Linked DNA regions of Homo sapiens: region 1 is linked to region 2. A link is an interaction called in ENCODE POLR2A ChIA-PET data of the cell type or tissue named here. Cell type or tissue: CD4-positive, alpha-beta T cell. All regions are shown on one strand. Each heading gives the region's core, and the rest is flanking DNA. Links, peaks and the distances in the headings are about the cores only.

What was found. ChIA-PET counts read pairs that join two places held together with the same protein. Peaks named below come from ENCODE experiments on the same cell type or tissue, not always from the same donor. Only the 100,000 strongest peaks of a DNase experiment are listed, where the experiment ranks them.
Region 1: POLR2A ChIA-PET joins it to region 2 with 6 read pairs; 4 of 35 experiments call an interaction of 5 or more read pairs at or near these places.

The regions. Positions count from the first base shown.
Region 1 is chr1:236,301,821-236,306,200 of GRCh38, reverse strand. No RefSeq gene overlaps it. Among named protein-coding and RNA genes, the nearest start is that of ERO1B, 22 kb to the right of the region's middle. RefSeq lists an enhancer at 2,023-2,332. In CD4-positive, alpha-beta T cell, for the core only: no CTCF peak of the experiment used is centred there; a DNase peak (open chromatin) is centred at 2,440.
Region 2 is chr1:236,172,274-236,176,653 of GRCh38, reverse strand. The region is part of intron 2 of GPR137B (G protein-coupled receptor 137B); the gene reads right to left. Among named protein-coding and RNA genes, the nearest start is that of GPR137B, 32 kb to the right of the region's middle. In CD4-positive, alpha-beta T cell, for the core only: no CTCF peak of the experiment used is centred there; no DNase peak of the experiment used is centred there.

The sequences.
Region 1 (4,380 bases), core at 1,108-3,607, 130 kb before region 2:
ACGGTTCTGCTATGTTTAAGAACATGACCCCTGGAGCCAACTGCCTGGCTCAGATTCTGTCTCCACCGCTTAGTAACTGAGCTTAGGCAAGTTGCATAACCCGTCTGTAAAATTGGGGATAATAAAATATCTACCTCGGTGGTTGTTCTGAGGATTGAACAAGTTAATACTTAGAACAGGGCACCATATAGTTGTTTGTTATTATGGGGAAAATATTACTTTGAAGAGCTGAGGAAACTAGCGCTCAGAGAAGCTAATTGGCTTATCTAAAGTCACACTAACTAAAAAAAAAAAAAGAGTAGGTGCTGACATTTGAACTCCAGTTTGTCTACTTCGAAACATAGTATTATAGTATTCTGGTCCTTTCACTCCACCACAAATGTTCTTATATGATGTTGGGTTTATCTGATTGTTCTATGTTAGGCTTGTCTGATTGTTCAATATACCTTTTTTTTGTTTTCTTTTGAGATGGAATCACGCTCTGTCGCCCAGGCTGGAATGCAATGGCACGATCTCTGCTCACTGCAATGTCCACCTCCCGGGCTCAAGCAATTCTCCTGCCTCAGCCTCCTGAGTAGCTGGCACTACAGGCACCTACCACCAAGCCTGACTAATTTTTGTGTTTTTAGTAGAGATGGGGTTTCACCATGTTGGCCAGGATGGTTTCGAACTCCTGGCCTCATATGATCCACCTGTCTTGGCCTCCCAAAGTGCTGGGATTACAAGAGTGAGCCACTGCACCAGCCTGTTCAATGTAACTTATAAGTTCAATATAAGTTTATATATAACCATGTTTTGCTGCAAATCCTGGTTGCATCTGAATCCAGTATATTATAGAAATCAATGGAGGTAATTTTAGGTCAATAGCCTTCTAAATGATCAAGACTGATTCTCTAAAGAGGAAAGCAGGTTCAAGTCAATAGATGAACGTTAATAAGGCAAAGCTGGTATAGGTCCTATAACCCAGAGGGCGGGGGTAAAAGAGTCTCTCCAGAGACAGTGGATTCCAAATATTAATTAAAAGTTTTGTTCTTTTAGTGGAGAAAATGAAAAGCTTTTCACTTGGTGCTTGTTTGGGGATGCGGTAGAATAAATTTGAGACTGGGTAATAAACCGTCAGTAAAGCCTAGAAATTGAAAGAGGACTCCTGAGCTGAATGGCCTTGCAAAATTAATGTACAGCAAAAAGTTCACCCAAAAACACTTACAGCAGTTCGACATCTCTCTATCAGCGAAGGCCTTCTAAACAGCAGGTGCTCAGTAATAGTCATAAAACCTCAGCTAAAAGCAGCTTAATGTGATAATTTATTTACAGATAAGGAAACCAAGGCCGTGACAGATGACTGACTTGCACAATGTCACCCAGTGAGTTAGCAACAGAATGAAAACTAGACTCCAAGCCCATATACATCAGTGGATGGGCCCAGGTCCCTGGAATCGAATTCTATGGAGCCATATCCTACATTGCCTGTTGTTGCCTGTTAGTTTAGGGTATTGTGAACTATTTCTGAGCTTCAGTTTCCTCATGTCTAAAATAAAAGGGAGAGCAGCCCTTGCTTCATCACACTGTTGTTCTGAGGATGTGATCCATGAAAAGCCTTCGCCATAAAGCCTGGCACAGAGGAAACGCTCAGACGTTAGCTCTTACTGAGATTGACAGCCCGCACAGTGCACCTTCAACTGCACAACTGCATTTAATAAATAAAGGAGGAAAGTGGAATAAAAGGATCATTTTATTGGGTTGATACAGAAAGGTACTTCTCCCCCAAATCAGTTCAAAGCAGTAAAAGCTGTGGACAACCTGCACTTGCTGGGTTTAACCAGGCCTGGGACTAGGCTTCTCACGAAGCAGGTTCACTCAGGCCTCTGGAGTCCATTAATAACAGGTGGTAACTAGCGTTTCAGTGGGGCAGTCAGACTCTGTGGACAGGTAAATCTGGGCACGTTTAGGTGAGTAGGCTGTGACTGCTTTCGCAGGCTGAGGGGAGAGTCACATTCGGCCTGCCTCTCCCTCTTGCTTTGCTTTAAAGGCTGCTTGATTCTCACCCTTTTTGAGCCCCAAGGTCATGGGCTACCCTGGAGGCTAAGCTCCTGCCCCTGCTTACTACCCAGGGCTGCTTCCTCTGGTTGCTACATTGCATACTCCACTGGGTGACCTGGAGACCCAAGACAAGACTCCAAACACCACAGTGCAAGACAAGCCACTGCAGGGCCCTGGCCCAGGGCAAAGAAGCAGGTTTGGGCATGAAGGAGGAAGTGAGGGCATTGAGCTTTGGGGCCTTCACCGAGGGCTACTAGCAGTTGGAGGGGGATTTTTCATGTGCTTTGGAGTAATCGACTAATTCTTGTCTTTCATTTTCTGAGACCTGTGCTCTAGATGGGGACAGCCTGAGCCGTGCAGATGTCCACATCTTACTGGAGACTGCAGGGGGTGCTGAGGGGCTGCTGTTGGGTCTGGGCTTCTTAGAGCGCTCCTTGGAGGCACATGTGTTGGCCAAGGCACAAGCCCAGGCTCCAGTCCAGGCACCCAGCAGGGCCAGTGCTGCTGGCTGGAACCTATTGCTGGGTATAAGTTGGGATGGGGGTGGGACTGAATTAGGCCCCTTAACGTAATTTCTCTGGGGGAGAAGTTGATGAGGCAGGAGGACAATGAAGTCAATGAAATGCATGAGCCCCAGTATTAGAACTTTTAGTTGTATCCACTTTGCCTCTTAACTTTGGGGTGAAATTCTTCAGCTGCTATTCTCATTCTTCTATGTAAAACTTCTTCTTCCTTCTCCTTCTCCTTATCCTTCTTCTTCTCCTTTTTATAGAAATGGGGTCTTACTATTTGACCAGGCTGGTCTTGAACTCCTGGCCTCAAGGGATCTTCCCGTCTCATCCTCCCAAGGTGCTGGGATTACAGGTGTGAGCCACCACGCCAGGCCCCAAAGTGATTTTTTTTTAATTGTGGTAAAATATGCATAACATAAAATGTATCATTTTAACTATTTTAAGTGTACAATTCAGTGGCATTAAGTACATTCATACTATTGTGCAACCATCACCACTATTCATTCCCAGAACCTTTTATCATCTCAAACAGAAACTCTGCACCCAAAACAATAACTCCCCACTCCTTTCTCTTCCCAGCCACAGCTAATCTTTGTTACACTTTCTGTCTCTATGTGTTTGCCTATTCTAGGTATCTCATATAAGTGGAATCATACAATATTTGTCCTTTTGTGTCTGCCTTATTTAACTTAGCATAATGTCCTCCAGGTTTATCCATGTTGTGGCATACTTCAGAATCTCTTTCCTTGGCCCGGTGCAGTGGCTCACGCCTATAATCCCAGCACTTCGGGAGGCCAAGGCAGGAGGATTACTTGAGCCCAGGAGTTGGAGACCAGCCTGGGAAATACAGCAATCCTGTCTCTACAAAAAATAAAAAAATAAAAATTAGCTGGGAGTGGTAGCACCACTGCACTCTAGCCTGGGTGACAGAGCAAGACACTGTCTCAAAAAAAAAAAAAAAAAAAAAAAAAAAAAAAGAAGAAGAAAGAAATTCTTTCCTTTTTAAGCCTGAAAAATATTCCATTGTATACCATATTTAGTGGATGTATTCATCTGTTGGCCGAAAATGATTTTTGAACAACTAGGCATTTCATTTCCAAGATCCCTAAATGTTTTAAAAATACGTAATAGCCTTTCATGTAAGTAATGTATTCTCTTAAATTTGGAGACTATATACTTTTTAAATATATAAAGCCCTGCCTTGTTTGCTCTATTAACTCTCTTTTCTCCTGAGTAAGTAATTCCCTTTATTTTCTGTTCTCCAGTGTCGGCTTGCCCCAGGTATTTGGTAAGTTTAGACCATGGGCTTATCATTCAGGATCAGAGTCCCTCTACAGTGTCTGTTGCCCTTATTTGTACTCCTTCTTGGGAGAGGGGTGGTCAGAGTCTACAGAGGCAACAGAGACTTATGTCCTGGCCAATTTCTAGTTGGAATGAGGGAGAAGCAGGATGTGCTGCCCACCCTTACAACTCCAGCCTAGAGGCAGATCCCCTCCCACTTCTCACTCCAGGCCCAGAAGAGGGAGAGGGAAGAACCCAGGTGCCGGGACTAGCTTTGTTTGTTTCCTAACGAATTGGCTTGGCTGTTGTCCCAGGGCCTCCTCCTGTGATGATTTCTCCCACCTCCATTTCCACAGGTGTAAAAATGGGCATGAAAGCAGAAAGAATGTTTCCAATAGATTAATATTAAATTCGTATGCTCTTTTCTTCAGTATATATATTTTTTAATGTCAGGTGGGTAATGTGCTGATGTAGAAACAAAGTTTTGAATCAGCAAGTTTCCCTGACCCCTTCGTGAGCAGGAACTGGAGTGCAGCTGCTGGAACTA
Region 2 (4,380 bases), core at 672-3,171:
CCCCTGGCTAGTGGGAAAACGACCCGTCACAGGGGAATTAAACAACTTTCTGGGGAGGCGGAAAGGACTGCAGGCTTCTCCCTGCACAGCCCTGTGCTGGGGGCTGGCTGCTCATCAGGCTCGTGCTGAGAGAGTGGGATGAAGATGAGGCAGCCCGGGCCCCCAAGCAGCTCAGGGGGCAGGAAGGTGCCACAGTAAGGAACGTGTGTGCCCTGGAGGAGGGACAAAGTACTTGCATCGGAGAGATGAGCGAGTCGGACATGCAGGAGGGGACCCGCCACCCCAGCATGGCTGCAGTGGGATGGGAACAGTGCCCCCCACCCCCCAAGAGCTGTGTGATGATGGAGAGCGCTGTGAAGTCTTAGGGATTCGACCTCATGTGTCATGATACACTCAGAGCTTTTCAAACAGAAACGTTAATGATTTGCCATGGACAGATTCTTTTCCAGGCCCTGATCGCTGAGCAAGGCCCCTCACTCTCTCATGTCACAGGCCCTGCTGTTCCCTCCGCACCTCCAACCTCTTCCCCACCAGACTGTGGGCATGAGAGGGGCAGCCCCACCCTCCCACATCCCCAGCCTCAAAATGCCATGCCGGGCTCCCACTAAGTGCCTATCCTTCAATTCTATGACACACTCTTTGCTTCATGTTTTCATGTTTCCACGGTCGGGATCATCTTGCACTATGGAACACTGTGCATTCAACATGGGAGTGTTTCTTCTCTTCCTGGAACCTGTTGTAAAGCCCTTGGTGTAGGTCAGAATCAGGAAACTGAAATTTGCATGCAACCTTCAGCCAGTCACCTAACCAAGCAAGCCCCGCTGCTTCCTCCTGTCTAGGGCTGGAGGTGTTCCGTGTCAGTCTCTTGAGGCCATGGAGTGGGCGAGGGAAATAATGCCTGTGGAGCTTTGAGGGCAGCCCCTGGCTTACAGGGAGGTATTACGGTTTTCATGTGCTCTGCCCCATGTTCTCTCAGTGATGGGGGAATCAGGGGAGGGGGGTATGGGCCAAAGGAGCTGTGGAGAGAGACAAAGGCAGGGCCGCTTGGGAGTTACCAAAAATCTGTATTCCAGATTCTCAAAAGCCCTGCTTTTATTGTTTTATCCGCTGTGCTTTTGTGAAGAGCGCTAGATGGAAACATCCAGAACCCGCGTGTACACACACTCCATGCAGCAGCCTCTGGGGAACGCACTGTCTGGCCACTTACATTTTCCAGATGATTCCTCGTGGGTGCTGTCTGAAATACAGTTGACCCTTGAGCAATACAGGTTTGAACTGTGCGGGGCCACTTATGTACGGATTTTCCTCCACTGCCACCCTTGACACAGCAAAACCTTCCTCTCCCCTCTCCTCCTCCACTTACTCAGCATGAACACAATGAGGATGAAGACCTTGATGATCACCCACTTCCACTTAATAAGTAGAAAATTTGTTTTCTCTTATGATTTTCTGTATTTTTTAAGAGACAGCATCTCCCTGTGTCACCCAGGTTGGAATGCAGTGGCACAATCATGGCTCACTGCAGCCTCGAACTCCTGACCTCAAGTGATCCTCCCGTCTCGGCCTCCCAAAGTGCTGGGATTACAGCTGAGAGCCACTGCACCTGGCCTACACTCTTCCTCAGAAAATATGCTTGTTTCTGTAGCTTCAATCATGACTTTTGTATGACTGAGTTCAAACATCTTTCGTCTCAAGCCATGCCTTTGATCTGAGTTCCAGACTCATTTCCCTAACAGCCTGCCATTCGGAGGCCCTGCCCCCTCAAGCCAGCATGTCCCAAACTCAATTCCCAATGTCCTTTTTTTCTGAGTTGGGGTCTTGCTCTGTCACCCAGGCTGGAGTACAGTGATGCAATCCTAGCTCACTGCAGCCTTGAACTCCTGGGCTCGAGCGATTCTCCCACTTCAGCCTCCTGAGTAGCTAGAACTACAAGTGCATGCCACTGCACCCAGCCCCAGTGTCCCTCTTCTAGCACGCCTCTAAGTGTTCCTATTTCTGTTAAAGGTGCCATAGCTTTTCATAGACTCTAACTGTAATGTTCTTCTTTGATTCCATCCACCCCCTATATAATCCATTGTCAAGGTCAGTAGATTCTTCATTCCCACTCTATCCATGCCTCCTGTGCCAGCCTCACACAGTCTCATGCCTCTGACCAGAACTAATGTAGTTTCCTAATTCATCTTTGCCCTAAAGCCCCACCCCGCATCTTCCAGAACCCAGCACTCAAGAGGCAGCTCAATCTATGGACAGGCTACGTGCTCATCAAGCTGGTCAACTCCATGTTTTAAACATGGCCAGGTGTCTCCACCTCCTGTCTTTCTGCAAGCTGACTTTTCTGCCTGGAACCTTCCTCCTTCTTGATTTTTATCTATCAAATCCTATTCTCAGAGCCTTTAGGAGGCTTTGTTTAGTCTACTCAACAAAAGCCTGTTATTATCTTAGGAAAGGAGGCTGTGTTGGGAGATTTAAAACAATATGGAAAAATATGTGTGACCTAACATCAAGTTAAAAAGTCAGGATGCAAAATTGGAAATGCAATATAGACATCAACTTTGTCTTGGGAAATCTGTATAAAAACCTATAATGGAATACATCATTGTATTTCCTTAGGGCTGGAGGGGGGTTTATGCTGGGAGGAGGGAAAGTTCAGTGGACTTGCTTGCTTTCTTTCCACATGTCTATATTCACAAAATGTCTATCTTTTTCTATTGTATAATTTTTTTCCTAATATCCTTGTTATCACTTTTATAATGCAAAACCATCTTGCAAAACAAGTTTTTTTCCCTCTATGCCTGCAGCTGTGGTAGAAAGGGAGCGATCTGGAGGTGTGGCGAGAGAGTTTTCAAAGGAGGCCAGAATAAACTGTATCAAAAAAGTATGTTTCCACAGAAAGAATTTTGTACACTGCCCCCAATACTACTGCCTTTTAACCTAAACCATAGGGCCAGGATAAATAGCTCATCCTGGCATGATGACAGAAATGACCCAAAGAAATAAAACAATCAGTGTGACCCAGCATCTGGGAAGACCACATTGCTTGTGGGACCAGAAGGATCAGTGCTGCTGGTCAGCAAATGCAGGGATGAGGCGAGTCTTCAAGGCAGCCAACACAACAGTGCCCGACACCTCCTACTGTGAGAGGACAGAAGCAAGGGGTAAAGCATTGTTTAAATTTATCTCCCAATACCATCGATTCCTTCCTTCCTTTCTTCCTCCTTCCCTCCCTCCCTCCTTCCTCTCTCTCTCTCTCTCTTTCCCTACCTGTCTTTCTCTCTTTCCCTTCCTTCGTTTCTTCCTTTCTCTCTCTCTCTTTCCCTCCCTCCCTTCCTTTCATCCTTTTCTTTCTTCTTTTTTTTTTTTTTTGAGACAGGGTCTTGCTCTGTCACCCAGGCTGGAGAGCAGGAGTGCAATCACAGCTCACTGCAGCTTCAACCTCCTAGGCTCAAGCGAGTCTCTCACCTCAGCATTCCAAGTAGCTGGGAATACAGGCGCGCACCACTACGCCCAGCTGATTTTTTTATTTTGTAGAGATGGGATCTTGCTCTGTTGTCACGGCTGGTCTTGAACTCCTGGGCTCAAGTGATGCTCCCACCTCAGCCTCCCAAAGTGCTGGGATTACAAACATGAGCCGCTGCTTTTTCACTTAAAGAAAGGGAAAAGCATGCCAGGCATGGTGGCGTGTACCTGTAATCCCAGCACTCTGGGAGGCTGAGGCGGGAGAGTCGCTTGAGTCCAGGAATTCAAGACCAGCCTGGGCAACATAGCAAGAACCTGTCTCTAAAAAAAAAAAATTTTTTTTTAATTAGCTGGATGTGGTGACATGCACCTGTATTCCCAGCTACTCAGGAAGCAGAGGCAGGAGGATCGCTTGAGCCCAGGAGATTAAAGCTATAGTGAGCTATGATTGCACCACCGCCACTGCACTCCAGCCTGGGTGAGACCTTGTCTCTTAAAAAAAAAAAAAAAGGAAAACCTGGCTCACTGTATTTTTTACTTATTTAAAAAAATCACAAAGCTAGAGGGCAAACAGTTGGAAATGATTACTCCCATGCCAAATGTTCACATTTCTTAAACCAAATAAATTAAAATACATAGACTGAGAAAGAGAAAGCCTGAATTAAATTGCCTTCCACTCCAGCAAAACTCTGAGCTAGCAGATGTGGGAGGGTAGAGGTGATTTTAAGTGAAAAATAAAGTGGTTCTTGGCTGAGTTAAATATAAATTATCTTCAAAACCAGTGAATTACTACAGGAATAGATTGGAGTGGAAAGTTTCAACTAGTTCTAGACTAATGGCTCATGTTTTATTTCAAGTGAGTTATGATTAAATGAGGGAAGCCAATCTATTTAGAAGCCAACATACCAAAGCATCTCAAGGGAG